2 separate regions of the Homo sapiens genome follow, and region 1 is linked to region 2. A link is an interaction called in ENCODE POLR2A ChIA-PET data of the cell type or tissue named here. Cell type or tissue: B cell. All regions are shown on one strand. Links, peaks and the distances in the headings refer to the core of each region. The heading gives the core; the rest is flanking DNA.

Evidence for each region. ChIA-PET counts read pairs that join two places held together with the same protein. Peaks named below come from ENCODE experiments on the same cell type or tissue, not always from the same donor. Only the 100,000 strongest peaks of a DNase experiment are listed, where the experiment ranks them.
Region 1: POLR2A ChIA-PET joins it to region 2 with 5 read pairs; 1 of 35 experiments calls an interaction of 5 or more read pairs at or near these places.

The regions. Positions count from the first base shown.
Region 1 is chr4:5,877,445-5,892,390 of GRCh38, reverse strand. The region is part of intron 1 of CRMP1 (collapsin response mediator protein 1); the gene reads left to right. Among named protein-coding and RNA genes, the nearest start is that of CRMP1, 8.2 kb to the left of the region's middle. RefSeq lists enhancers at 700-1,443, 1,444-2,188, 4,732-5,258, 5,259-5,786. In B cell, for the core only: no CTCF peak of the experiment used is centred there; a DNase peak (open chromatin) is centred at 7,360; H3K27me3 peaks cover 2,587 bases.
Region 2 is chr4:4,862,631-4,877,576 of GRCh38, reverse strand. MSX1 (msh homeobox 1) reads right to left here. Exons shown (of 2, transcript NM_002448.3): 2 at 13,641-14,876. The coding sequence ends at 14,434. Among named protein-coding and RNA genes, the nearest start is that of MSX1, 10 kb to the right of the region's middle. RefSeq lists enhancers at 5,902-6,477, 12,161-13,078, 14,596-14,946. In B cell, for the core only: no CTCF peak of the experiment used is centred there; DNase peaks (open chromatin) are centred at 5,376, 6,306, 7,156, 9,596 and 3 weaker places; H3K27me3 peaks cover 8,000 bases.

The sequences.
Region 1 (14,946 bases), core at 3,552-11,551, 1.0 Mb before region 2:
GGCGTGGTCCGTGAGACTCGGAAGGGATCGCCCGGGTCCAGTCCCGGCTCCTCTTCTACAGAAAGGGAGAGAGGTTCTGAGAGGGGAAGTTGGCTAAAGCTACCGCATGGACGCTTAAACGCGAAGGAACCTCTGGGATGAATCTAACCCAGGCCCCTCATTCTGTTTTGTGAAAAGAACTGGAGCTCCGTTCCGTGTTGGTCCATTCATCCATCCACTCAGTCGGTAGTAATTATAGAGCACCTACTGTGTGCCGGGCCCCGGGAGAGGTTCCGCGAGTCGCCTGCGGCCACACAGCTTAAAGCTGGAAGGAGCTTTTTTTCCGAGCGCTCCCCTCATGCTTGCTGGGGGGAAGGATTTGGTTAAGGATTTAGTTCGTCGGGCAGTTGGAGCCGTAAACCCCTACCCTCAAGCGCCAGTAGATTCAAGGGGCACTCCTGAGCTCCACAGCACACACCGATGTGCCTGCTTCACAGAGCAAGGTGGAGGTAGAGCTGGGATTTGAACTGGGGTCTCTGGCCTCCCGGACCTGAGCATGGGGCCGGGAGGATCAGGGAGAGGGAACGCTAGGGCTTGGGCCCTGCGGGTATTCTCTCTTGAGCTGGGGGTCACCAGGAAACTGGGGGAAGAAGGGCGGATGGACGGCGTAGCCTTTGGATGGACCGACGAGAGCCAGGGTCAGGTGCCAGAAAAACGGAAGTTGGAGCATCCGAGGGCTGGGGAGCTTTCGAATTGGTCCAGACCTGGATGCCGGAGAACTGCTAGGTGCCAGGCCCAGGGTAGGCGCTAGGTCCCTGGCTCAGCAACCTGGCCCCACCCTCCAGAAGTTCCCAGGCTAGGGTGAGCGACGGATTCATTGTGAGAATTAAATCAGTTAATGCCGGTCGGTAGTGAGCATTCAATAAATGTTTGTTGTTGACTTTTATTACAATCATTATCATTTTAATTAAACCTTCCCCTCTTAAATGCTATGAGTGACCCAAAGTGAGCCTGGAGGGAAGCAGAGCTTGATCGGGGCAGATATCTGGGAGGGCTTCCTGGAGGAATAGGAGCAGGGAACTGGTAAACACGGTGGTGGGCCTCTTCGGGCCCCATCCCTTCGCGGGCGGGCTGTTGCTCCAGAGCTCTCCGTGGTCCTGAAGCCGGAGCCTCGCGAGGGAGAGGTCCAACAGCAAGGGTGTGTGTGTGTGTGTGTGTGTGTGTGTGTGTGTGTGTATGTGTGTGTGGTGGTGGGGTGATCAGAAAGGGAGATGGTGCGAGAGTCCAGCTTCCTCTTCCCCCACCCCTTCTGTATCTCCCCCTGTCCACTACCTTCCCTGGTGGTCCGACCTCTCTTGGGATCCAAACTCCCGAGCCCGATGGGGAGGCTTCTGGGCCGCGGGCCGAGAAGCGGGACCAGCACCAGGGAATCCGGGTTTCCAGCCAAGGCGCTTTGCTCTCTTGGGCCTCAGCTTCTCCATCTGTCAGATGGGGGTGGCCGTCTTCTTCCGGCCTTCCTCAAAGCGTGGTGGAGTACTAGGGAGGCGAGGGCGCTTTGTGCACGGCCCGTAGCTGTCCCAAGGAGAGTTCCTCTGGAACTGCGGTCAATGTCACCAACGCCAGCATCTCCCCCAGGGCGCAGCCTGGGCCAGCCCCGCAGCTGCGCCCTGACCCTTGGGGACGCTGGTCGCTTCACCTCTCCCGTTCCTCTCCCCTACTCCTTCCTCTTCTCCCTGTGGTCCCCTCTGCCTTTCTCCATGGCTTCTCAGGCACCGGACAAAAGGCAGCGCCTCTGGCGCTCCCGGGGCTCCGAAAGCACTCGAGCTTCGCGACTGTGGAACTCAGGGGCTCGCGATCTCCACGGAGGGAGGGTTTTACTTTCTGCCGGCAGAGCGGCCTTGAGGCTTGGGTTACAGTGGGCTCGGGTTCCGGGGCGGGCCTCACCGCTCCAGGGCTTCGCAACGGGTGCCCCGGCCCTTCCCCCCCCGCCCACCAGGCTTCTCCCTGGGCTGCAGGAGGGGTTTCTGCGGCGCAGGCGCAAGGATTGCCGCTGCCGGAGGCTGAGCGGCTGCGGCGCTTTGTACCGGCGAAATCTGCTTGGGAGCAGCGATCTGTTTGGCCAGTGGCAGGCGGATGCTCCTCCCCCTGATACGCACGTGGTCTTGTCCCTTGCTGTAGGGGCTTTCTGCTCAGATCTCCAGACTGACCCCAGGGAACGCCCTGGTACGGGGAACCTAGGACTTAACAACTCCAAGGAAGGGAGTGTAGGAGTTGGGGAGGGACAGTGTCCCCATCTGCAATTTCCGGTCATTGACAGGGATTTTAGGCCCCGCTGAGAGCCAGGGATGCATGAATGCGTGGAGGGAAATGAGTTGTAAACAGAGTGTAGGGGAACCTGGCATCTCCATGCTGCTTTGCTGCAGCTAATATGTTTTGCACCCGGGGTACATCATTTTACCTCTGTAAGCCTCAATTTCCTGTCTGTAAAATGGGAAAATTATGCCTAGTGTTCCTGGGATACTGAGCTGGCTTCTCTGTGAAGCTAAAACCTCACCTCTATTTTAAGGCCCAGGTGTCTCTGGCCTCCTGCCCTGGATTAGGGGACTGGCCCCTGGGGTGGTGAAGGTCAGGGCCCCAGCCCCCAACCACAGTGCTGGGGGAGCTGTACCAAGCCTAGGCCACCCTCGCTCTGGATGGCAACTTGAAAGCAGAAAAGATGAGTAGTTTCATAGGACCTGTGGGGTTGGATTTCGCATGCAGAAAATGAACAACGAAGTGGTGGACAAGGTTGGTGTTTTATTCTGCCTGGGAACTTGGGGCACCTGTCCAGTGAGGTTGGGGCTTGCTGGGGCTCCCCCTTTTCCTCCATCTTCTTTCATCTTTTCCCCTCTGCTGTTACGGACCTTGTCAAGCTGTGACCTGGCTTCCTGCCCACCTCCCTCTGGAGCAACATCTGGATCATGGACTCCGGGGCTGGTGTCCACAGTGCTGGGAGGCAGGAGCACCCTAGTCCTCCTCCTGACCCCCAGCTTGTCCCCAGGGCTGTGGAGACCTTGGTGCCAGTGGCCCAGCCCTCCAAACACCTGCTGTCTTGGAGGCAATTCTGTGGGGTGACCTGGTGGCCCCAGTGTCAGGCTGCTGTGTGATGAGGGAGCTGCTGTTGGAGTAGAACAGGTCAGCATTAATTAAGGCCGTACCCTTCTGTCCCTGCTGTTCCCTCTGCCAGTTAGGGGGCTCCACCTTAGAGGCCCCCAGGGAGGGCTGGTTCAATGCTAGGATGGAGAGGGTGGCAGGGAGAGGCTTCGTGGTGGGGAAGGCATTGGAGATGGGTCTAGGGGAGTGGACAGGCTTTTGTCTGGGGTAGACTATTCAGGGAGAGGGTACAGCGTGAATAAAGGCTTGGGGTCCGAGATGGAAAAAGTGCTTGGTGCATTCAGGGAGAGGCACTCGGGAAGGATAAACGGAGGCTATGGAAGGAGAGGCAAGAGGGGAGCGGTCCTTGGGCGCGATCCTGGAGGGACAAGAACGTTCCCAGCAGCTTGGGCCGATCCTTGGCCCCCGTCCCACACTCCCTCCCCCCACACCCCCGCAGATGTTCCGGGGAGGCCTCCAGACGCGCGGCCACACACCTGTGGCGCCGCCCGCGGGCCCTGACCGCGCCGTCTTTTTCTTTTAAAGGAGCCCTGAAAACCATACTCTCTGGATCGCGAGAGCGAGGCCAGGGCCCGCCAAGGGCGTGTGCGCAGGGCGGGGGTCGGCGGGGCTGGGCGGGTGGGGGGCGGGGGGCGGGGTGGGAGATCGGAAGGGAAGCGCTTCCTGGTTCGAGCCGAGAGGGGCGAATCCGGCTTCGCTCCGCGCCGCCGGGAGGAGCTGTCTGCAGCCCCCTCCTCCCGCCCTCGCCTCTCCCTCCTCCTTCTCCCGCCCTCCTCGCCGATCCGGGCGGTGCTGGCAGCCGGAGCGGCGGCGGGCGGGCCGAGCAGCCGGGGCAGCCGCGCGTGGGCATCCACGGGCGCCGAGCCTCCGTCCGTGTCTCTATCCCTCCCGGGCCTTTGTCAGCGCGCCCGCTGGGAGCGGGGCCGAGAGCGCCGGTTCCAGTCAGACAGCCCCGCAGGTCAGCGGCCGGGCCGAGGGCGCCAGAGGGGGCCATGTCGTACCAGGGCAAGAAGAGCATCCCGCACATCACGGTAAGCGGCCCCCGCCCCCGCCGCCCCGCGCTGGCCTTTGTGGGCTGGGAGTGGGCGCCCGGCAGGGTCCAGATCCACGGGGCGCCGGCAGGGGCGCCCCCCGAGGCCTCCTGCGTCGCCGCGGGTGGGGCGGGGCCGGTCTCGGGATTTCAGCCCCCTCCCCCAGCCTCTGGGGACAATGGGGGTGGGGGAGCCCCGCATGGCGGGGCGGGGCTGGAGCCGGGAGTCCCTCTCCCCGCGGGCTTGCCGCCCCCTCCCCCCACGGGATGTGCCAGAGGATGGCGTGGACAGGGAGGATGCGGAGCCGAACAAAAGAGGGAGGGGCAGGGGTCCGAACCCCCTCCCCGCAGGCCTCGCGCGGGGGTGGGAGGGTGAGCTGAGCCTCCTTGGCTCGGCCCCCGCACCGTCCGGCCCATGCACCCCACAGCCCGGTACCTCCCCCGCTGGAGGAGGGAAAAAGATCATCCAGCGCTCCCCACTCCCCGCCTTTACTGATGGAGTGGAAGTCCGGACCTAGGGACAGCGCCATGATGGAAGCTCGGTCCACCCCTCCCCGCAGCTAAAAATAACCTAATGGGGCGACGCTGGCGGCTGCGGCCCGGGAAGGGTTAATGTTCCCGACGCTGGGCCGCGAGAGGGTGGGGACGGTGGTGGAGGCAGAACAGCCGGGCTGCGTCCCTGGGTGTGGCCGGAAACAAAGGAATCCCCGTCTTTACGCTTTGTCTCGGGGTGGGGAGCTGAGGGCGCAGCGGTCAGGAGCTGGCCCTCCGCCCCAGTTCCTGCCTGGCATCAGCGTGGAGCCTGACTGTTCCTGAGGGATGCGGACCACTGGAGCCCATGTATGCAGGAGCAGCCCGGGGCCGGGAGGCGGGATTCTGGGCGTGGTGGAATCCTCCAGGGTGACTCCAGAGGTTTGACTACTGGAGACCCAGCCTGCTCATTTATGCAAAATTCAGGCTCCTGGACAGTCGCAGGGCACCTGCCAGAGGGCAGCCTTAGGTAGGCGGAGGTATTGACACTTGCACTCACCTGCCAGTGGCCTGTCCCGTGTATTGCAGGCCTGTTTCTTTAAATGGTGGCAGCAAGGCTTTGCGGGTGGCATTACCCACGTAAAGCTCCCTGAGGCTAGAGCATGGGCTGAGGGCTTCCACCACAGGAAGGTCAGGAGGGAACCCAGGCCCCCTGCCTCCCCTGCACTGTCCTGCATCCGCCCCAGCTCTGGGCTGAGTCTTGAGTTAGAAAATTCCTCCTGGGCCCAGCCTCAGCTCTTGTCAGCAGGCCTCTGCCAAGCCCCCATCCAGAGGGTGGGCACCACCTCTTCTCCGTCTCTCAGCTCTGCCCTCTGAGACGCAGAGGTGTAAGCGGCCCATTCGTAAACACTAGTTGGTCAAGAATCACTAGAACACATATGGTTGCTTCCTCCTGGGCAATGTGAGAAGAAGGCAGGTGATATTTGAACAAGTCCCTGCCTTGGGACCCTCTAACCCTGCCTCCCAAGGGAACTGAGGCAGGTGATGGGGTCGGGGTGATGCAGTGACTCAGGAGTCAGGAGTTCTGGGTTTGAGGCTGTGTGCCCACAGAAGGTCTCTGCTGCTCTCAGGTCCCCAGTCTCCAAGGTGGAAACTTAATAGGATGGCCTGCAAGGCAGGTCTGTGGGATGCTGCCTCTGAAAGTGTGCAGTCCCAGTCTGCTAAGCTGAAGTGGTCACCAGGCCTACTGCCTGTTGCCCTCTGGAGTGGAGATGCCTAGGCTTTTCCAGCCGATGGAGCTGGGTGTCTGATGCCTCTCTGAACCTCAGTGCTCTGCTGTACGATGTAGGCCCCTTCACAGGACTCCTGAACATCCTAGGTGACCCTCCAAAGCATTTAGTGTGCTAGGTGCATGGTAAGGGCTTCAGATCTGCCGACAGGTCTTGCTGCTTTAGTTCTTCCTGTGAAACAATTAGTCAACTTGTGTGTAAAGAGAAATCAAATGGGTGGTTCCAGCAGCCTCTAAAGGTGGTTTCAATGAGCATGGGAAGGAGAGAGGCTGTAAGTTATGCTTAGTTCCTGGGAAAGAGGGCCTTGATGAGGATCATTTGTGTTCATTTGGCCCACATCAGCCAGAAGCGTTTGTGGTTTTAAACAAATCAAAACCTTCAGCAAATCAGAGAGGATCCACTTGAATGGGGCTTCACTGTATAGGACCTTTCATCTTCCTGAGTACCTTTTGCTAATAACACACATACACGTGTTGTGACAGGAACCAGATCCCTGCCTTAAATGCCATGTAACAAATGGGTGAGCACTGTGGCTTTTCAAATGGCTGCACCTTAACGTGTTCCATAGTAGTCATTTGACAAGTTAAGGCAAACCCATTGGCTGTTAGTGGGTTTGCATTAACTTGTCAAATGACTGCCATACCAAGCACAGTGCTGGGTGCCAGGAAGAGTGGGAAGGAGATGAATGGGTTTGCCCTGGCCCTTCTAGAGCTTAGCCAAGGCTGACATTTCAGCCTGAAGTGTTAGTGAAGTGTTAAGGGTATCATACGGCGGGGCGGAAGAAACCCCAGCAGGGACACTCAGCCTTGTCCTAGGGGAGACAGAGGGGACAGGAGGAGAGCAGGGTTCTTTGTGGAGCCCATGGGGCCCCAGAGGTAAAGGAGTTGGCATGCTGGAGAAACTGAAGGAAAGACGGCCTCGGGAGAGCCCACCCTCTGCTTCCCAGGGCAACCGCTGCACAGTTAGATCAAATCATGAAGGCAGTTGAGATGTTTCTGACAGCCATGGTGTGTGGCCTGTGGAGAGACCTGGGGGCTTGGAAAGGATCAAGTGTGGTTCATGGGAAGAAGTGCTGGTGTAGCAGGCATAGCTCTCAGCTTCATCCCCAGGTCCCCACCTGCTTGTTGCTGGGTCATCCTGTGCCCCTCTGAGCCTCAGCTGTCTCATCTGCACAGTGGGGATAAGGGTGTAGCTTTGCCAATGAGTTCAGAGCCTGGAGAGGTGGGAGCTAGAGTGGGGGAGGTGAAGGGGCATCACAGGCAGGGGCGCAGCATGGGCAAAGGCAAGGAGGCTGATCGTTCTGCTCATGTTGACGATGATGGTGGTGTCTTCCTCTTTTTTCCATCTTGGCCTTTTTCTGAGACAATATAGTAGCCGGTTAGAGACGGAAGAGCAAAAAAGCAGAAACACTTAGCTCCTGCCCCCAAGGACTGTGTGAAATATTTATAAAGCTCTCTTTCATGCGTGTCTTTTTTTTTTTTTTTAATGAATGGCACACTTGGGGATTAACTTAGCTGAAGCGGCTTCTTGTGCCCACTGCAGTGAGTAGAGCATCCTGGGTGTGGCTCTGAGCAAACAAAGGCACATGGCTTCCTAGCCCTGCAGAAGCTGTTGGCTCTGAATAGAGCTACCGAAGTGGGGAGGCCTGCTCAGTTGTGAGAGGAGTAAAGAGTGTCCACCATGATGATGACGGGGTATTATTAAAAATGAAGCTTCATGAGTACCGATCACATGTGTTTTTGCTCTAGTCCAAGCATTCGGCACAATTGCCATTATCTCTCACCTAGTTCTATGCACAGAACTGTGAGAAAGGCAGCCTAGGTAGATCACCCCTCTTTCCCAAAGAGTAAACTGAGGCTCAGAGAGATTCAGAGGCTTGTAAAGGTTCTTCATTGGCCAGTGGAGGAAGGAGAGCTTGCATTCAAGCAGGGAGGATAGGTGGGCTGGTCTGCGTGCTAGGAAAACCACTGCCCGTGTGTGTGTGTGCATGCATAGTTGTGTGTGTGAGTGCCAGTGTGTATGTAAATGTAAGTGTATGTCTGTGGTGTGTAAATGTGTTTGTGTGTGGGTGTGGGGGTGTGTGTGTGTGTTTGATTAAACAGTGAAGATGATCAGGAAAGAAGGATCAAGTAAAAATCACATCAGGCTCGATTTGTTGCTCTAATTTGCAAGTATGCAAAAAATGTGTGAGGCCTATTATGCTTTTTCCCAAGGGTGACATTCAGCCTATCTATGGATATCCAGTTGATTCCCTGCCTTTTTACACAAAGGATTTGAGATGTCCACAGTGATTTGTCATGCATATGGTGAAATCAGATGGAAGTCGAATAGCAGGACTGAGGATCAAGGAAGGACAGAACAAATGTGCCAGTGATTAGGACACTGGAGTGGCCATGATTAGTCATCCACTACTGACTCTGAGCATCTGTCATCTAGGGCAGAGAAGCAAACACCCTCCATGATGTCAAGGTCATGATCAGAGAGGAAGAAGTGGACCATTTTTAGGGAAAACATTATTTTGTTTAAATCAAATTCTTAAAAATGTCTCAGAGGGGACATAAAAGTGAAAGTGACGTAACTATACCACCTTAACCGTGAATGCCCATTTCTTCTAATAAACATGGCCAAGACTGAATACATGGAGCACACACAATACAACATACATGAGTGTGCATGGCACATAGTAAATATCTAACAGGTCATAGCTCTGTTCTGAAAACTCAGGCTGTGTCTTTGAGGAAATGAAAATTCAGAATGGTAGCTAACCAGCAGGTGTGGTGGGCAAGCATGTGTGTGTGTGTGTGTGTGTGTGTCCCTGACCTTAATTATCTTGCCATCTAAGTGACAAAGTGCATGCACATAAAACAACTTAAGAAAGACTAAAGGGTGCCTGTAATCCCAGCACTTTGGGAGGCCAAGGTGGGCAGATCACTTAAGGTCAAGAGTTTGAGACCAGCCTGGCCAACATGGTGAAACCCTGTCTCTACTAAAAATACAAAAATTAGCCAGGCATGGTGGCGGGCACCTGTAATCCCAGCTATTCGGGAGGCTGAGGCAGGAGAAATTGCTTGAACCTGGGAGGCAGAGGTTGCAGTGAGCTGAGATCATGCCACTGCACTTCAGCCTGGGCGACAGAATGAGACTCTCTCAAACAAAAAAGAAGAAAGAAAGAGAAAGATAGAAAGACAGGAAGGGAGGGAGGGAGGGAGGAAGGAAGGAAGGAAGGAAGGAAGGAAAGCAGGCAGGCTGCGGAACAGGGCACAGGTGTCAGAGGAATTCAGAGAAGAGATGACTCAGCCCTGGCAGAAGCAACAAGAGATGGCTTCTTGGGGTTTGGAGGATGACATCAGCCAGGTGTTGAGGGACTTGATTGGTTGAGGGAAGGGAAGGGCATGCAAGGTGGGTGGAATATTTCACACAGGTGAATCAGAGGACGCAGAAGTGGAAATACATGTGAATGGGTGGGGCTATGGGGGGATTCTATAAAGCTTTGGAAATCAGGGAGAATGCACCCAAGGGGATGGAAATAACACGTGGGTTCTAAGTGTGTCTTAGATATGAATGGGTTATTTGATGTTGAGCAAGTCACTTTCTCTCCCTGGGCCTCGGATTCCTTTTCTGGACAGGGAGAGTTGGATTAGATAATTCAGTTCCAAGTTCTAGGCCACTCTGATCTTCTTCTTTGGTTAATAGGAAGGCACTGGAAGTTCTTGAGGTAAGATGCTGTTATTATGAAAGCAGCTTGTAGGAATGTGGATTCTGAACTCAGACTATCTGGCTTTGAATCCTGGCTGTTTTACTTACTAGCTATGTAATTGGACAAGTCACTTATTCTTTCTATGCATCAATTTTATCTGTACAGATTTATGTTTGGAAATCAGAATGATATTTCCTAAGATTTTTTCCCCATAGAATTAAATGACTTAATATGTGTAAGATGCTTAAAATAGTGCCTGCACATATTAAATGCAATGTGGATTAGCTCTTATTATTATTACCGTGGGATGGTGTATTAGCTTTGCTCCATAGCATACAACCCCAAGGTGTCAACAATATACACTTATTTTTTGCTCATGCTACATGAGGGCTGTGGGTTGGCTGTAACTTTGCCCCTGTTTACTGGTGGGTAGTGAGTCTGCTCTGTGCATCTCCTCACTTTGAGACCCAGGCTGAAGGAGAAGAAAAGCACAAGAGATTGGCAGCAACCTGAAATATCTTTAAGAACTTCTACTCAAATGTAGCATATTTCACATCTGCTGATAGTGTACTGGCCAAAGCAAGTTGTATGATCAAGCTCTAAATCGGTGGGAGAGAAGCACAAAGTCAGTCTTTCTAGAGGAGATGTGAGGATTGAATGTGAAAGTTCTGACATGTAAAAGATGCTAATACACACCCGTGGAAGCTGATAATGAGGTGGTCAGGAAGCACAGCGATTGGGTTTGGAAGAAAAATCCCACCATTGGTTCTTAGGTTGTATTGGATTTGGTAGCAAGCTCGAAATTGAGGTGTCTCAATGGACAATAAGGAATAGATTGGAATGAGGGTGAGAGGCAAAGGACAGAGATAGATATTAGGGGCCCATGTACAAAAGGTATTGGTAGAAGACAGAAAAATGCAAGCTATTTCAACAACCAGTGGTTCTCAGCCTGTGTGCTGTGAGCACAGTGGTGTACTCAAAAAAATTCTCTGCCGATGTGTGGCTAAATTTTGATCAGCGTTTAAAATTTATGTTTGCTACAACCAAGTCTACAAATTATTGTAGCATCTCTCAGGTGGAGCCCTGAGTATTCACAAGCAGAGAGATGTTGAATAGAGTCTAATTTGCTGTAAGTAAAAGTCAGCTCTTGCCATGGAAGAGGAACACCGGAGGACTTTGCCGTGAGAGCATATAAAAGAACATGGTCGGGGCAGTGGACAGCACCACGGTGCTGAATGGTAACCAAGTGCAATCAGAGCTATGATAGACCTGTAAGACAGCTACAGTCACACTGCAGTGGGAGGGCATGGTGATGGTTGCAGACTTACCTGGTGTAATTTTAGGTCTTTAATCCTTCAAGAATGCTGCAAAATTTTATATGATTTGAAAGTATGTCCTGAGTACAGTAAGGTTGAGAACCATTGCCCTAGAGAGCTGTAATGACCAAATCATAGCTTTGCTCTGAGAAGAAACAACTCTGAATTGGTGTTGGTAGTTTGGGAAGTGGAGTGGGATCTTGGATGCTTCATAGAGAAGTTGTCTAGAAAACAAGAGCAAGCAGCTAAAAGGAAGAAAGCAATGTTTGTGGATATATGAGGTTGTAGTTCCCCACTCCTTCCTTGGGCCTGTGTCCCAGGCATCCAGAGCATTCGCCTTGACCTGGCACACCATGTGTGGCCCTCTGCCTTTGTATCAGCTGTGTCCATTCTCTATAAAGGATTCCTCCTCCTGGGCTGGGGGTGGTGAGCACTTCAATTTCAGTAACTTTGGCTTGTTGCTCATGTCCATCTGCTCCGCTTGACCATGGATACTTGGAAGACTGGGAAATTGTCTGATTCTCCTCAGGAGCCCTTCAGGAACACTGGGGATTCACAGTGGGGATGCCACACTGTGTGAGTGAGTGAATGGGAGCAAGATTGTGGACTTCCTTGCTGAGTGAGGTTTCAGCCACAGCTGCATTTAGTCTTCCTTAACAAGGCACTGTCTGTGGATTTAACATGAAGGTAGTTACTATGCAGAATGAGATGAAGGTGGCATGAGGAGTTTTGGAGCTCAAAGCGAAAAGAAGGTGTGGGGGCCCCTGAAGTGGTGCTTTGACAATGGGGAGAGGGCAGATCTGGTTTAGTAATGGGCTTCGCTGCATTTCACATGGAATGGGAAGCTTTTGCAAAAGGTACTTTTTACACACAAGTGGGATCGTCACATTGCACATCTTGTGCTCTGCCCAGGGCCTTGAGTAAATAATGACCTGGTGTTGGAACTTGGAGTCAATTCCATGGGAAGACTCATTGGATCTGATGCAGAATTACATACAGCAAAAAGGTGGCTATTTGAGGAAATTTTGAACCTGCCCCCAAATTATGTTGCCATGTATTTTTAAATCATACCATATCCATAGACCCTTAGGGCTTAAGGTCTAATAAAATCTCAGCAAATGTTTGATTTCTATAACCTCAACGTTGAATCGAACTTTTAAATTATGTAAAATTTTATGTTGTACAATTAAGGAGGAAGGAAAAAGTGTCTGTCTACTGCTTCTCCCCTGCCCCCACCATTCTCCCCTCAGTGCAGAAATTCCCAGTATGTTCTCTGCATACCTCCAATGACAGGGAGATCACCACTTTACATGGCAACCTGCTTTACTCTTGTACAGCTCTGTTGTTGGAAGGCTCTTCTTTATGTAGAGTGGGATTCTGCCTTGTGCCTTACTTTTGTTCTCAAGAGTCTCCCCAAGTTTCTTCTTCCACACTGCTATTCCTAGAGGCACTGGAAGATGTTTCTCCATTACTTAGGACCTTCTCTTTTCCAAAACCACTCCAATTCTTTATTCCTCCTCTATCATGATTTCCGCATACGGTGTTAGGTTTTCCTTTACTTTCTTTCATTTTCCTTTCCTTTCGTCTCATTTTTTTTTTTGCTATATTTTATTTCTGAACATGCAGAATAAAAAGGAATCCAAATAAAACTTTAATTACTGGGAACCTCTTAAACGAGTTTAAAGGCTTCCTAAGGCCATCAACTCCTCTGAGAAGCTGATAAAAGCAATTGAAGCTTTTTCCTGCATCCTCAAATGCATGAACATTTGGCATAGAATGTTAGAGCATTTGGCATAGAATGTTAAACTTCATAGGACAGTGTTCAGTGTATTGGGTGCTTTTACATATTATTTCAAGTAATCTTGTGAGGTAGGTATTTTGATGGGTTCCATTTATAGATGAGGAAACTGAAGCCAACAGAGATTAAGTATCTTGCCAAAGATCACCCCGCTAAGAAGCTATGTGGGAATAAGCTGCCATCTCTGGTGCCAAGGATTTCAGTCTCATGGGGGAAATAAGATATATTACAATGAGCTGGAAAATGAGTGTCATGAACAAATGCTGGACCAGAGATGCAAGCCTCATGTTGTGGGAACTCCAAGGAGTGACCTTGTGATCCTGGACTCAAGACACTGCACGTGACTAAGGAGTTGGAAAGCAATGAGCAGAGCAGATGTGGCCAGAGATGCATGCTGCAGGGAGGCCATAGAGGAAGGCACAGGTTGTGAAGGTGCAGTTAGGGAGGCAGAGCGTGGTGTGCGTAGATAGATGTGGTGGGGCGCGGCCGAGAGAGGGCCGGGCTCAGGCCGGGAAGAGCCTAGGAGGTGAGCTTTGTCCTACAGATGAGGACAAGCTGGTGAAGGATTTTGAGGAGAAGCGAGGCATGGTTGGATTTGCATTTCAGAAAGGTCACTCTGCCTGTCATATGGAGTGGACAAGTTCTGTGGCAGGGAGATGGGGTGAGGGCTTATCTGGGGCAGGTGCATTGGGAGGTGAAAGTCAGCAGGTAGGTATTAGAACAGTTCCAGAGTAGATGCAACAAGATCTAAAAAAGAGTTAGGTTTGAGGTGGGACAGATGAGAGATAAGCTGAAAATGGAACTGAGCATTTTAATGAGATGTTACCCCACGTTGCAAGGATTAAAAAAAAAAATAAGGCACTGTGCGAAGTGCTATCCGTGGGTTAATTCATTTCACATTCAAAATTTTCCTCTGCATTTGATGAGAAACAGAAGCACAGAGAGGTGAACTCACCCATGTGACAGAGTTTGGAGGTGTGGGGCCACGTTAGAGCCTAGGTAGTCTGCCCTCTGCACCCATATCGTTAGGTGCAGTCTGGCCTCTGCATTCATATCCAAACATCGCCTCTTTGTTAAATGAGCATGTAATGAGAGAGTAAATATAAGCACCTGGCTCCCAGGAGGCATTGGCAATGTTTATTAGATGACAGGTCTCTGCATGTAATGTATTTCCCCTAGAAAGCCTTTTGCAGTTTTCCGAGGCCTTTAATCTGCCTTAACCACTTTTGACCACATTCACGATAATCGTGTCAAGAGGGCAGGTGAGGTGCAAGGCCTGGGGTATGTACTTGATAAACACTGAGCAGATAAGTGTAGTCTATCACTGCCTGTCCCTATTTTACAGAGTGGGGAACTGAGGCTCAGATGTATCAACTAGGTACACTGAAGAGAACACTGTACTAGTCTCACCACCGAGAGGCAGTGGGGTGGTCTCTGTATAGGTGCCAGGTGGAATTCGGTTCAAATCCTAGCTGCTGTACCATCTCTTGGCTGTGTGACCTTGAGCAAATTACTTCTGAGTTTCCTCACTTGTCATACTTATTCCCACTTTTAAGGTGATTTAAGAATTAAAAATGAAAACCCATGTAATGCAGAACTGATCCTTAATATGAGCTCAAGGAATGTGCACTTCTTAAGGCAAAGGAGTTCTGTTCGGATTTCTTTCTATAAAGCAAGAAGCACAGACCAGAACACAGAGAAATGGGTCAAGTTACCGATCACACATGCAGCTAGCATCGTCTTTCCCTATGCAGCGTGCAGGCCCTGCCCACTCTTAGGGTTGTGACAGAGGTGTGCTGTTTTAAAATCAGATATTCAGTCCATCAGGGAGTGCTCCCTGAAAGTCTGCTGGTACAGTGGGACCTGAAATTGTGCACTTATAACTGCAGTTGTCATGGAAACAGGCATAATATCGGGGGGAAAAAAAGTCCTGCAGTCCATGGGGACTACCTGTATCTCCCATTCATGAAAGGGGGAAAGCCGCCCTGTCCCCTACCCGTGAGAGGGGGAACGAATGTGTGTTAATTAGATTCAGGCTCATACCGGTTGCCACTTCGTGGGTTGCATTCCTGGATAGTGTGGCAAAGGGCCACTGGCTGACAGGCTGTCGTCCCCGGAGGCAAAATCAAAGGCAAATGGATGGTTTCTGTGAATAAATATGAGTGTGCAGCTGGATGGGATGGCAGCACTTGCCGTTGCAAGGAGGCCAGAGT
Region 2 (14,946 bases), core at 2,278-10,277:
GCTTGGGTGACAGAGCAAGATTCTGTCTCAAAAAAAAAAAAAAAAAATCCTTCATTCACTTAACAAATATCAAAGTCCTACTGCGTGCTGGGCGCTGTTCCTGGTGCTGGGAAGATCAGGGAATTACACAGATGAAGCCACTGCCCTCACGGAGCCCAGAGCCTAGTGAGGGACAGATAAAGAATAAACAAACGTGTAAGCATGACCTCTGCTGCCATGGAGTGGTTTAAATGGAGAAAAACAAAGCAAGGTGAGGAGGGATCGTAAAGACTCACAACAGCACAATTTTAGGCAAGGGGTCAGGAAAGGCTTCTCTGAGCCACCGAGCAGGTACTTGAGCCAGGTAAAAAAGGGACAGAAAGAATCACACAAATAACCAGGGCACAGCGTTCCAGGAAGAGGGAACAGCAAGTTCAAAGGCCCTGCGGCAGGGATGTGTGCACTGTGCTGGAGAGACAGCCAGAATCACTCAATGGCATCAGTCATTGAAGTCACAAGAGGCAGGGGAGCTACATCCTGTAGGGACTTGCGGGCCAGGGTAAGGGACACTGGAGGAAGGGGAACATTTAGCAAAAGAAAAGACTTAGGAGGACAAGGGATAGTATAGAGCCAGGCCTCAAAGTCAACCAGACAAGGTTCAGACTATGGCTGTTATATTCAATAGCTGTGTGACCTCAGAAAAGTTCTCTAAGCTTTCTGAGCCTCTGTTTCCCCATCTACAAAATGAGTCATTGGCTGGGCATGATGGCTCATGCCTGTAATTCCAGCACTTTAGGAGGCCGAGGCGGGAGGATCACTTGAGGTCAGGAGTTCGAGACCAGCCTGGCCAACGTGGAGAAATCCTGTCTCTACTAAAAATGCAAAAAAAAAAAAAAAAAAAAAATTAGATGGGCGTGGTGGTGGGCGCCGGTAATCCCAGCTACTGGGGAGGCTGAGGCAAGAGAATCACTTGAACCCGGGAGGCAGAGGTTGCAGTGAACAGAGATGGCGCCACTGAACTCTAGCCTGGGTGACAGAGCGAGACTCCGTCTCAAAAAATAAAATAAGTCATCAAGAAGATTCGATGGCAGGGGGGCAGCCCGGGAAGGGAAAGTACCAGGACAAATAACTAATGTATGTGAGGCTTAACACCTAGGCGATGGGCTGATAAATGCAGCAAACCACCGTGGCACACATATACCTAGGTAACAAACCTGCACGTTCTGCACATGTATCCCGGAACTTAAAGTAAAATAAAAATTTGTAATAAAAAAAGAAGCTTCTGCAGCTCAGCTCCCTCTGTGTGACCTGCCTTCTCTGAACTTCAGTTTCCTCCTCTCTGGCCTTGGTGTTCCTTCTCATAAAACAGGGGTAAGAATGTCTTCATGTACTGTGGTGACCTCATGTCCAAGGTGATTATTAAATAATATAATATATGTTGAGTTTTCTCCCAGCACAGTGTCACTTACGAAGACGAACATTTGAAGTGTATTTTCATAATCTTTAGTTAATATCTGTCTCACCTAAGCTCCAGCCTCCATAAGGGCAGAGACCTTGCTTTTGTCCCTCTTTGCCAGTGTGTCCCCAGCACTAGCCCAGGTCCTGGGTACATAGTTGGTGCTCAATAAGTGGTTGGTGCTCATTATGGGTAAGATAAATGCTAACTGAATAGGTGGATAGATAGACAGAAAAATTAACTGTTTCCCCAAGGTGGTGAGTGCCCCATACCCGGAAACGTACAAGAAAGCATCAGAGCAGAGATTGGTTTCACTTATTCACTCAACAAACATTGCTGGGCTGCCCCATGTACCAGCCCTAAGGACTCACAGGGTCACAGCAATGAGTGAAACTGGGAAGCCCCTGCACATTCCAGTGGGGCTAAAAGAGACAGGAAACAATAGATGACGTCTAGGGATGATGAGTGCTAGGAGTAAGAGAAGTAACGCCGGGAGCTACAGAGGACCCCATGTGATCTTGGAAAAGGTGCAAATAAAGAGGCGCTTGGATTCTTCAAGTTGGGGGATTTGAGAATCGCTTCCAGCTAGAAGATGCTTTCCTCCCTCGATGACTTCAGAAGGAACTGGGGTTGGGGTGCCGTCCCTTCTCTGGGTAGATTTGTGAAGCAAGAGGCTGAAATTGGACCAGACCACGTGAGTGCCCTATCCCACTCAGCTCCACCTCCTTGTGTAATGCTGTCACCAACTCCTCTTAACCTCAGAGTCCTCCGGTGGCCCCTCAAGACATGTACCCATGGCTGTTTTCATGCCCTGCCAGCTCTCTGATTCCGAGCCTGGGACTTCCAGAGTCCCTGCTGCAGGTATGTCAGCCCTGACCAGGCAGCATTTCCTGCTGGCATGCTGCCAAGTGTGTCTCCTTGTAAAGCTAGGGTCCCAGAGGAAGGGAGGCATCCTATTTTATGAAGACATGTTTATTGGCTGAGAGGTTGCTCTTGCCTGTACCCAGACCTCTCGTGGCTCAGCCCTGCTGACCAGTTCAAGACACCCAGTACGTGGGGGCAGGATTCAGCTACATAATCAGTAGGGTCCACTACAATAGGAAAATGCAGGTCTTCTGTTTTAAAGTAGTGGGGGGAAGCATTGCTAAAAGTATTCTCATGTAAAGCTTTTTCCTTTCTTTGTGGTCTTGCTCTTGACCTGTCATGATTTTTGTTGTTGTTGTTTTTAAATTTCCTATTTAACGCCACACTCACTCATGCATTCTCAGGGATATTCGCAAGGGAGTGCAGACTGTTGCAGGCACCTAGGGGCCCCAAACAGTGACTTGGCATGGGAGCACAGGGCTCTCCACCAGCTGACAAATTTGACCCAGGGTGAAGAAGTCAAGTCAAGCATCTACCTCCTCTTCCCTCAGGCCACTGCCCCAAACCATGGCAGATGGGTAACCTCCAAAGGCATTGCAATTTCAGTGCTAGGATATGCTCGGTACCTGGATCAGGGCTGGGTGAAAGGTTCACCCTTACCCACGTTGCCAATGAAACATATGTCACTGCCAGCCCAGGGCAAGAACGGTCAGTGCCCACCATGCCTCACCTGGTGATGCCAGGGGTATGAACATTGAGCCCTGACTCTCCTCACACTGGCACCCAGGCCCCTGCCAGGTGGAAGGCAGCAGCAGTCACACTGGGGACAGGGAGCTGGAGGCTGGGCAGGGGGTGGCTTCCCAGGGAGTGGAAAGCAAGCAGCCAAGAATTGTCCCAGGGAGGCATTTGAGGCAGGTCTAAGTGCCCAGAACACACTCCATTGTCCCATCAAACATCACTTATAATGCATAAATTCAAAGATAAAAATCACTAAGAACTCCAAGATAGTGACTGCAGCACTACACCCCAAGCGTGGCACCCTTCTGAGTGCAGGCCCCACGCCCATGAAGCCAGCATGCGGGAATGAAATCAGACTGGGCCCTTCCACTCCCCAAGCAGTGGTCAGGGGTTCATTCAGGTAAATGACTTCAGAGACCCCACACAATCCCGGTGAGCCTGGCCAGGTGCACGCTGGTCCCACCTGACTGTGAATGGACCCCAGAGGCAGGTGCTTTCTCCCAGAAGGAACGAGGACCCAAACATCTTTGGAACCCCACCCAGGTAGGGCAGACCATATACAGGAAAAAGAAAGACCCCCTGAGATCAACGCCCTTCCGAAACCAACAGCTCATGATCCCGCAGAAACCAACAGTTCCTGATCTCCTCCAGGGGCCTCTCTCTCAGCAAGAGGGTGATGTGTTCTGTGTGCGCCATGCTCTGGAACATTTCTTGCGGCTCATCCAAACCACCGCCCTGTTCCTCCTGGAATGAAGGTGCTGGTGAGATGCAGCCATAGACCTCAGCGCTCTCCTAAACCTGTTTGCCTGGAGTCAGCTGGGTGTCCTGGAATGACCAAGGCCTGCTTTCTCATCCCAGATTGACCTCCTCACTCACGGACAGGTCACAGAGCCTCACTTCACTTATCTAGAAAATGGGCACAGTGAGAACCCGTCCCTGCTGCCTGCTAGATGATGAAGGCCAGAGGAGACAAGGTCTGTGAATTCACATGAACAGCACAGAGTCCCTTCAGCGAGGCAAATCATGCCAGGGTCATCTGAAGGTTGAAGACTGGTCACAGCCTCACAATGTTGCCCACTCGTTGACTTGGGGAACCTTGCATTTGCTGGTCCCGTGGCCTGGACTTCCTTTATTCCATTCAAATGTCCCCCATGTTCCCTCTTCGGGAAAACCCCCACCCCGATCGCTATCTCGCCGCTCTGTTTTATGTACTGCCTGGCTTGGTAGTGTTATTTTTCCGTTCCTTCTTAGTGCCACCAGTTTCCACTCAGATCCTGCGCTGCTGCGGGGCAGGGACCCTTTCCCAGCACAGCAGGGGCCTCAGCACCTCACCCTGACCCTGCATGTGGAGGAGTGGCTGAATGAGCCAGAGTCCCGGGAACCACTGCCCACGCCACACCTTTTAATATAAGAAATTATAGTCATTGTATTAAAATAAAATGAGGGAAAAGACAGACAATAAAGGAAGAATAAACTTAGGGAAGAAATGGAGGGGCAGGAAGAAGTACTCTTAGGGGTCTCCGCCTGCTTCCCCTGCCTCCCCCAGCCCGGCTGTCAGGAAATCCAGGGCTCTCCTCCTGGAAATTAAGGACGTGGCTCAGGCATGGCTTTGTATACCGAGCCCCTGGGGCGCACCTGCCCCAACTCCCCACCCCCGAAGCCGGTGGAGTTTACTGGGCCAGGTGGTCTGCTGGCCCTACCCTCAGACGGGAGCTGCCGGATTTCCCACCGGGAGGAGCTTGGGATTCTGCTGCCCAAGGCCCCGCCTCTCCAAGGAGCAGTCCGGAGCAGGAGCACTCAGAGCAAACTGGTCCCAGCGCCTCCTTGCGTCCCCGCCTCTCGCAGCTCCCCTTGGAGGCCCCGAGGGCGAGGGGAAATCCCGGGTTTGGGTCGGGATTTAGGATTCCCTGAGGGCTCACCCAGAAACTGCTTGGTGACCTTGGGCACGTGGCTTGACATCTCTGGTCCACAGTTGACACGTCTGTGAAAAAGAACCAAGGCAATGTTTTCCTTTAGAGGCCTTGGCGTGGATTAAGGCAGACAGTAGCTATGGGGGGGCCTGCCACAGACTCAGGCTCAGAGTAAGCCCTCACCGAGGGATGGGGCGCTCGATTCCCCACGCGGGGCCATACTGGGCGCTGGCATCAATTCCTAGGGCAGGAATTGAAGTGTGAGTCAAATCCCAGGTGCTGGTGGCGGTGGCGAGGGGCAGATACGGACTCACGTTCTGCTTCTGTTCAATGGACACAACAGACACCGCCGAAGCGGAATGGAGACAATTATTCCGATAAGTCGGGGCCGGGCGTGCCTTCCTCTCTGGATAGTTCATCCCTCCTCCCTTCTCCCCGGGTGCCCACCCCACACTTGCACAACCCTGAAAGTGTCTCCTTACATTTTGCTTCCCGGGTTGCTCCCTTGCCTTCCTGGGTTGGAAATGGGACTAGCTGAGACCCTGGGCAGGTACCTTCGTGCCTCTGCGCAGCAGTGTGCTCGTGTGTGCAATGGGATAATATTCCTCCCTAAGTCGCTCGACTTTTGTGAGGATTAAGGGGCACCATGCACGCCGAGCGTTTAGCACAGGGTCTGGATCCGGTACGAATCGATAGGTAGCAGTCCCTCCCTTCACAGGCTTCCACACCTCAGTTTCCTGGGCCGCGAAATGGGCGCGGGCAGGGCCTGGAGGATGACTGCGTTCCAGGAGGGCAGGCGGAGCAGGCTCCTACAGCTGGCACGCACCTGGGTCGCAGGAGCCGCGCAGGGTGTCAGAGGGAGGGGAAAGCCAGCGGAGTTGGGAGCTGCGGTTGCCCGGGGGGTGAGGGTGTCCGCAACGGACTCCGCCCCACAACTGAGGTTCAGCTGGCCCCGCCCCGGGCTGGCACAGCCGAGTTCGGGGACTCCGGGGCCGCAGCTGGGCGCCAAGGAATCCGGGTGAGCTCCGTAGGGAAGAGAAACATCCTTGGGTCCCGGCGATGCTTCACTCTGCAAGGCTGCGAAGTTTCTTCCGGAACCCTCTCTGATTTGGGGGTAGGGGAATCACCAAAGACGAGGCACGTCTCAGGCAGCCACCCCTGGTCCCGGCCATTGACACTTCCCTCTCCTACAAGGGCACGCGGCCCCTTCTACCTCGCCCCCATCTTTCTCCTCCAAGTGGCCGCCAGAGCATCACAAAACGCTAAGCCTACTCCAAACTCGCCTAAGGCCGGTTCCAGCCGCGCCGGCCTCAGCTCTCCTTGGGGCTTTTGCATTTGCCGACCCCTCTCAATGGGAGATTCCTTCTTCAAACTACGGCTCCACCTCACCCTTCAAGTCTCAACCCTTAAGTCGCCTCCGCCGAGAGGCCTGCCTTGACCGCTCCGCCAAAAATAGGCTCCGACTGTGCTTCCTGCCCCCGTCTTGTTACTTTTCCCCTTAGAAGCATTCAGCTCTACCCGAATTCGTTATTTCTTAGTGTGCTGGTCTTGTTCAACCCCGCCGAATGAATTAATTTAAGGAAGCTGGACTAAAATTGGGGATGCCGGGTCTGTCCAGCCTTTCTGCCGGATCTCGGCCAAATCACGAACCCCCTTTGAGCCTCAGTATGTCATCCGTAAAGAAAGATGTTGGCCCATTGGTGACAATGGAGCATCACTCAGGTAACGCTCAGAGCAGTTTCTCCCAGTCCAGTGTGGGTTTAGGGATTCAGCCAGCATCTAGAGTGAGGCAAACTTGGTCAACTTTGACCATGGCCAAAGGGGAATTCTGCCAAGTATAGGAACCGGCTCTGGCCTGGGCGCTTGCTTCCCAGTTGCCGGTCGGCTGTTGGCTGCTTTCTGCATTCATGCCAGAAGCAGCGGCAGAGGTTGGTGGGAAATACAGGCCGGGTCTTAGACACCTATGTGACATTTGGCAAGTCACATACGCTCTCTGTGCCTCGGTTTTCTCACTTGAAACAGATTAATAAGAGTGCCTGCGTCATAGGGAGAAGATTAAAAGAGGTGAAGGTGTCTTAATTCCGGGTCCAGAGTGGCGCACAGGCACTTTCTGACACTTTCCAAGAGCAAGAACACTCTCCTCCGCTTCCACTCCGCTCATCCCTTCCGCCTCAGGGACCTCCCCTCACCCACACACACCCTCGGGGGACTGGAGAGTAAGGAATTCCAATGGCGCTGCGGAGAGCAGAGCCGGCCAGCAAAGAGCGCTCAGGTCACCATCCTGCCTCTATGCTCCGCGCTACGCTTGGCGCTCTCCTCGCGCGCTCCCCTTCTCACCCGGAGTTCTTACCGCGCGCTGCCTTTGGAGTCACCCATAGTTTCCTCTGCACCAGCCCGAAAGTGTTCCCATTCCGCGGACCAGGGAACTGAGATTTAGGGGCGCCAGATGGTGGCACCGGCTGTCTGAGTTGGAAGCTCTGTTTCACTCTCACTAGCTGTGTGATCTTGTCTGAGTCATTCAACTCTCTATGCTTCAGTCTATGACACGGGTCACAATGGCACGTGCCCACCTGGTAGTGAGGATTCGTTGGGATAACCCGCGTGGAAAACTTAGATTCTAAGGGTTGTGATCCATAGGCAAGCGCGCATACATGTCAGCTGCAGTCACCGCAGGCGGAACAACTGTGATGACCTCACCACCATCACCGAACTGGGGACGCAAGTGATGGTACAGCCCGTGGAGAACCCCTTCCCTTCTACTCTTTCAGGACCTGCCAGGGGTCAGGATTGTGTCCATTTAACAGAGATGGAACCTGAGTCTTGGAAAACTCGAGAGGTGGGGGGCCCCACCCAAGGTCTCAGCCTGCCTCACACATTCCCTTTTAGTCGATGTGGCTGTTTCTCCGGTGGAGAAGCCCCTGCTGCCACCCGGGTGCCACGAGAGTCATCAGAGAGGGAACGGGGTTTTCTTTTTAAAAGCAGCATCGTCAGAGAAACAGCGACTCAAAGCACTAGAGTCCAGCCCGCCCTTGGGGCAGCTCATCTAAGGGGCAACAAAGAGGCAGGGCGCCGCAGAGGGTTATGGAAAGCGCCAGGCGGGGGAAGCAAGGAGTGGTCTCGCAAAGGGGAGGCTTTGGGGTCTCTCAGACCCTCCTCCCGCTCCCTGAACCCCGCAAACTCTGGCAGCAGCGCCCGGTGGGCGCACACACGCACTGTCAGGCCGCGCCCTGTGCATCATCAAAATCTGCACCCAGCTGGTGAAGGAGAAAGCAACTCCTGAGGTCCCACAGCAGCGGGCTTGGATCCCACCACTGTCTCCTCGCCTGTAAAATGTGCAACAAAGGCTGCCACGTAGGGTCGGGGACCCTTCCTTCCATCTGCCCCTAATCAGGCCCCAAATTGAGGGCGGGCTTTTGAATTCGCTTTTAACTACCTACCCCCCACTCCTCCCCCCCACCACACACACACAAAGGCCGATCTTTATTGCACCCCGCTGGTGCGCTAGCCCCTGCGAGCCTGGCATTAGGGGCAGAGATTCATCCTGAGGGGGAAACCTAGATTCGAGCCCCATGTCTGAGTCAATGGCCGGCCTTACTCTTTGGGAGTTTCCAGGGAGGTACAGACATAACCCTCCCGCCTTTGAAATTGATCTAAGTGTCTAAGTGCAGAATTCATAATCAATGTTAATTGCTGTCGGGGCCAAGCATCTCACAGAGCGTTTCATTTTATTCCCTTAACAATAGAAGCAATTGTGACGATTCCACACTTTATATGGAAAAAGTGAGGCTCAGTGAAGTTAAGGAACTTGCCCGAAGTCACACAGTAAGTACCAAAACCAAAATTTATAAGTAGATGATCTGACTCCAGGTCGGCGACTCGACACCCGCCCTAACCAGGGTCTGCGACTGCTTCTTGAAGTACCGCCTTCTCTGTCCAGGGGAGGTGGGATGGGCATTCCTGATCTCTGGCTTTGGTCCGTGGAGAATGAGTAGGGTGTTGGGTCTGATCAAGGCATTCTGAAACCCTCTGCCTAGATGGGAGAAGGTGGGTGTACAGGACGAGGTGGGGCCGAAGGGGGTCCCAGAGGAGGGGACCCAGGGGGAGAAAGGAGAGCTGAAGTCACTGGCTGTTCTTGCGCGGGGGCGGGTGGGGGGGGGAACTCCCAGCGTTCCCTCAGGCGATTCTCCAGGCCTTCCAGTAAAAGGTCTGTGTCCGGGGATTGACCCCACGTGCGTGGAGCCAGAATCCGCGCTTACCCTCTGGTGTCAGCACAGCAGAGCACCCAGCGCTCTCACGCCTTGTGCTCTGAGCTGAGCTTCTGGCTTGCTGTATTGAGCTTCTGCCGCTCAGGTCTCGCGTGGCTTTGCTCCTCCTCCCTGGAGTCCCTGAGTCTGAACGCCTCTCAATACAGCACCTCCTTGGTTTCTCTCTCCCATCTATGTCTATCTCTGGGGTCTCCCTCCCCCTTTCTCCCAATATTATATGTGTCTGTGTCACCAGAACCCCTGTGGAAGATGTTAGAGAGTGGCCTTGAGTGTGTATGGTTGCCTCTATAACTAGGGCTTGTGGGTGTGGGATGTGAGAGTTGATTGTGGGTGTTGGGTGTGTGTTGGTTTTGTGTCTAGCATGTATTAGTTGTGCGTGGCTGGGTGTGTTGGTGATACGTGTTGATTTATGCGTTGTGTTTGTGTTTGTCAGCCTTGTGTGTATGTGCTGGGTATGTGTGGTGGGTGATGTGTGTTGATTCGTTTGTGTGTACCGCGTGTGTTGGTGTCTGCATATGGGTTATACATGTGTGTTGCATGTGAGTGTCATGTGTGTCTGTTTCGGTGTGTGTTGGTATGTCGTGTGGATGACGTGTGTTGGTCGTGTGCGTGTGCGCACTTGAGGATCTACTTGTAACGCAGGGAGCCAAGGCCAGCGTCCAGCACCGGAACTACAGTGAGCAGGCGCTGGGAGAGCTGGCTGTGAGCTGAGGGCCGCGGGAGGGCGCTGTGGGGGAGGCAGGCGGGGTGGAGGCAGGGTCCCCCTGGGCCTGGGAAGGGGGCGGAGTGCGCGGCAGGCGTGGGAGCTGTTGAGTGGAGCGGAACAAATTCCGCAAGTCTGGAGTGGGGGCCTGGGAGTGCTCTGGAGAGTGGGCACTTGGTGGTGGCACTTGGGGGTCGGGGGCTTCCCAGGGAGTCCGGCGTCGGGGCCGGGGGACTGTTCCACTGTGGGGCGATGCGAGCTGAGCGTCTGGGAGGGCGGGACGGAACCTTGGAGGCCGCGCGGCCTCGGGGGCCCGGCCAGGCCGGCGCCAGCCGCAGAGTTGAAAGGCGGCCGCGGCCTCTCCTCGCCGCTTCCTATTGCGCCCCCGAGGGCTCTAGGCGGGGCGCAGGCCTGGACCCGGCTGGGCTCACCTCCCGGCCTTGGGTCACTAAGGAGGGCGCAGCGGTAGGATTCGCACTCGGGGCCCCTGCCTCACCAGTAACTGTCCTCACTGGGCCTCCTGCTCAATCTGGTCCTTCAGCCCCGGGTTCAGCGATCCGAGAAACTAACCTTAAAGTAAGGCGCTCTTAGCGCGAGGTCTTCAGCCCCACCCCAGCCTCCCGGTCCCCAACCGCCCCGGCCCTGCGGACCTATGCTCAAAGCTCGAGGCGCCCCAGGTCCCTTGCCGCCAGGTAACCTCATTTCTGCCCCGCTTCCACGCCACGGACTGCTTTGGTCTTGACTGCGTGGTCAGAAGCTGAATTTGCAAAATGAGGCTTCCGTCTCCTCCCCAACAAAACGAAAACGCTTTCACAGCGTGCAGGGCCGGTGAGACGCCCCTATCATTCCTCAAGGGACAGTGCCTGTTCGTGGTTAGAGCGCAAGGAGTTAAATTCAGAACTAGTTCCCGGATTCTGCGCTCCGTTTTCCAGCGCGACGCGCACTTCGCAGGAGAGCTGCTCAGGCACCAGGTGACCCTCAACCAGATGGAGATGGGCAATGCGGGAAAAACCGGATCCTCGAGTGGAATCCGTGTTGGAATTCCTGCTATGTCCTTCATTAACTGTGTAACCTTGGGAAAACCATGTCACCTCTCTGAGCTGCAGTCCTTTGCGCTATAAAAATCTCCTAGGTGTGTTGGGAGTCAGCGTGAGCGGGAACTCCCGGCACACAGTAGGCTGTGAGTGCAGACTGCTCCATCACTACCTCCCAGCGCGGAAGGTGGCCGACCTCTCCGCCTGGTAGATCCCATGTTTCTTGCCAGAGAAGGAAATTGGTCCGTAAAGGAACAGACCCAGGAAACCCCTGCCCACTCCGCCCTCGGTTGATAAACCAGGGAACACAGTTCGAAGGACTGGGATGGACGAGAAGCAGTGCCGGAAGCGCAGCCGCGATTTCCGGCCGGACCCGGCTGACTGTGGCTCTGGGTGTTCTCCCCACACCAGCGTGCCGCTCCGATCTAGCAAACAATTATCGAGCACCTTCTGTGTGCACACCCTGTTCAGAGAGGGAATGCGGAAACAAAAGGGGGGCAAAGAATGGGCTAGACGGACAGAAACAAAAATGGGGAGATTCGGAGGCCCAGAAGTGGAAGGAAGCCCCTAGCCAAGGCCAGCAGCCAGAGGCGGAGGCGCGCGCGGGCCGGGGTCCCAGGGAGGCCGGGCCCTCGCACCCGGGCTGCGGCGCAGGGAGGGGGCGGGGAGGCGCGCCCGCCTCGCCTGCAGCTACCGCCTCGCTGGAGCCGCGACGCGTCTGCAGAGGGTGAGCCGTTGCTCATTACCGCAATTATGTTGCTCTAAATTTGCCTCTACCCTAAATTGCCAAACTCCAAGGAGCCAGGAGGTCCTGGAGCCGGGGCCGGGGGAGACACCCGATCCTGCCCTGCCATTTCCCTATCACGAACGCGCGGAAAAAAACTTCAGTGCTGCGGGCGCGCAGTAAGCCAAGAAAAGTCAGATGCACCCGGTATTCCCTGGGTGCCCTCCCGCGCGGGGGCTTGTCGACACTTCCCCCAAATCCTGGGGTGTAGGGGGAAGAGTCCAAGGCCCATTTCACAGACGAGAAAAAGGCGGTGCAGAGAGATGATATGATCTTTTATAGTAAGTGGCGGGCTTGATCCACACTGAACCACATTGGCTCTCTGACTCCAAGTTCAATACTAACCCCACGACGAGGACGTCTCTAGCGTGTTCCAGAAAAGAACCCAGATTTGCCAGAGCCGGGCGTCCTGCGCGCCGTCATTCGAGGGTTACTTAATTTATAGAGGAAAGAAAAAAGAAAAAAAACGCGGCGAGGCACTTCAGCCCTAAAGCACCTTTAGAGAGCTGCGTGGTGTGGGAGTCTGAGACCTTGTTATGCATAGCTCCCCTTTGGGGGGCGAAAAGGCCCAGACCCGGGCTCTGGTGCTTTTCTAGAAGTTCCCAGGCCGAGGGCAACAGCTCCGGGGCTCCCCAGGAGCGAAACTGCCCTCCACAGCAAGCTTTTCTTCTTAAGGAGCGGGGTTGTAACAAGTTCATACTGCAGCTCCAGCCAGGGAAGACAGAACCTTTGCCCGAGCTGCAGAGGCTGGAGGATCCGAAGCCCAGGACGCCCCGGAATGTGCCCGGCGCCCGTGCAGAACCTGCCCAGGGCGCGTTCCCGCAACCCTGGGCTCGCTGGGAATTCCTAGACCGACCTAAGGGTCCTGGGGCTAGAAACCGCGCGCTGCCCTTGGGGCTCTGTTTTTAACGTCTCTATCTGTGAAGCTGTTCACCCCTGTTCAAGTCCAACGCCAGGTACCCAGGTTTCGAACCATCTTTAGTCTACTGACCTCCGGCTTAACGGCTTACTGCAGACTGTCCGGCGCTATCCTGCGTGGAATTTGGAGGAGCGGGTCACCGCGGGACAGAGGCTGAAGGAGGAGAGGGATGCGCAGGTCTGCCGCCGCCCGAACACGAAAGACAACAGAGCGGTGCCTGGAGCTTAATAGGCTTTATTTAATCAGGGGGTAATTTTCTGCATTCGGCGTCCTTGCAGAATTCCCCGGAAAGCTAAACTTGGCGCGTGTGCAAATATATTCTCCTGGAAGACTGATCTTAAGAAAAACCGAGTTTGTGAGGGTTTGGAAACAGGGCTCCTGCAGAGGACTTTCCAGGCGAGAGTGGAAGGTGGCCCTGGGTTTTCTGTAAACTTTGTTAGGTTGTGTTGTGTTTTTAGCGGCCAGAATAGGGGGTGAGAAGGTTCTTATATTCTGGCAGCTCAAAATTAGTTCCACAAACCGCGTCTACAGTGGGGGTAATTTAGAGAGGCAACGCAATCGCTTCCATCCCCCACCTGGCCTCCCGTGGGAAAAACAGATTTGCGGAGGTGGGAATTGTCTGGATTAGCTGTCCACACTCATCAAACCATTTGGGCGATTTGCTTTGTTTTCATAGACAGGTTAAAAGGAGAGAAAGAAAGCAAGAGTTGGTTATAGGTTGCCCGAGTAAGTGTCGATTTCAGCTTAAAGTGAATTGGAAAATTGAGCCTAATTATCCTAGGTAATTACTTCAACTCTCCACTTGACTTTCCTAATGCAGATCTGTCGTGGGTGTTCAAAAAGACACCCCCCTCTATCCCTGCATACCCTGTTATCACCTTTCAAAGTTGCTGTCGTAAAAGTACCGTCAAACTGAAAAGCAACTGTACACATAAAGAGATAGCAAGAAGCAAAATTAAAATAAAAGACTCAATCAGTAAAGAGATAATTTTTGTAGCTTAAAATTAATTTATTTAACAAATATAGCTATAATATAAATGATAATAAAATTTCAAATATACAGTATATTACATAGTACACACAATCCCTTCCAAAGGGATGTTTGAGAGCCACACAAATGTACTGTTAAATAGAAAGAGTTTTTTTTTTTTTTTAATTTTACAATTGTGTTTCTGGTACTGGTAAGAGAGAGGTCCCTTCAACCTACCTTTGCAACACATCTGTGTTTTCCCTGCCCCCCAGAGCAAATGTTTTGTTGTTGAACTTGTCTTAAATTTTCCAATGGAAGAAGCTAGGATTCATCTTCCTGGCTGGCTAGTCTTTTTTTTCTCTTTTCTTTTTTTTTTTTTTTTTTTTTTTTTTTTTTTTTTTTGAGATTGTTCTCATTTCCAAAATCGTCAGACACCGATTTCTCTGCGCTTTTCTTGCCTGGTGTCAGGACAGGGAAAAGCTATGCAGGAGACATGGCCTCTAGCTCTGTTCAACTGTCAATTCTGCTGGGGACCTTAGATAAATCTGTTAACCTCTCTGCCCTCAGTTTCCCCATCTTTAACTCGAGAGTGTAGATCTAAATGCTAGAAGAGTACTAAGGGACTCTTCCAGCCACTTTTTGGCAGGGATCAGACTTCGGAGAGTGAACTCAGGGAGCAAAGAGGTGAAACTGGAGCAGTGTGAGGGTTAAAGGGAAGGCGGCTGGCGGTGCCGAGCAGGGGAGCACGTCGGGGGTACAGCACCAGGGCTGGAGGAATCGGCTGGCCCACAGGTGGGCGACCTGGGACCCTCTATGTCAGGTGGTACATGCTGTAGCCCACATGGGCCGTGTAGAGTCCCACGGGCGCCACAGGCAGCGCGGCGCGCTGGAAGGGGCCAGAGGCACCGTAGAGCGAGGCACCCGCCGCGGCCGCTACAGCTGCGGGGCCGCCGAGAGGGAAGGAGAGGCCGAAGGCAGCCGGTGGCAGCATGGGCTTGGCGGCCATCTTCAGCTTCTCCAGCTCTGCCTCTTGTAGTCTCTTTGCCTTGGCGCGGCGGTTCTGGAACCATATCTTCACCTGCGTCTCAGTGAGGCTGAGCGAGCTGGAGAACTCCGCGCGCTCGGCGATGGACAGGTACTGCTTCTGGCGGAACTTGCGCTCCAGCGCCAGCAGCTGCGCGGTGGTGAAGGGCGTCCGCGGCTTACGGTTCGTCTTGTGTTTGCGGAGGGTGCAGGCTGGGGGGCTCAGCCGCCCTGAGGGCCGAAAGAAAAAAAAAGCAAGGGGTTAAGAGAGAAGCATTGGAGCATGATCAGCCCAAGAAGT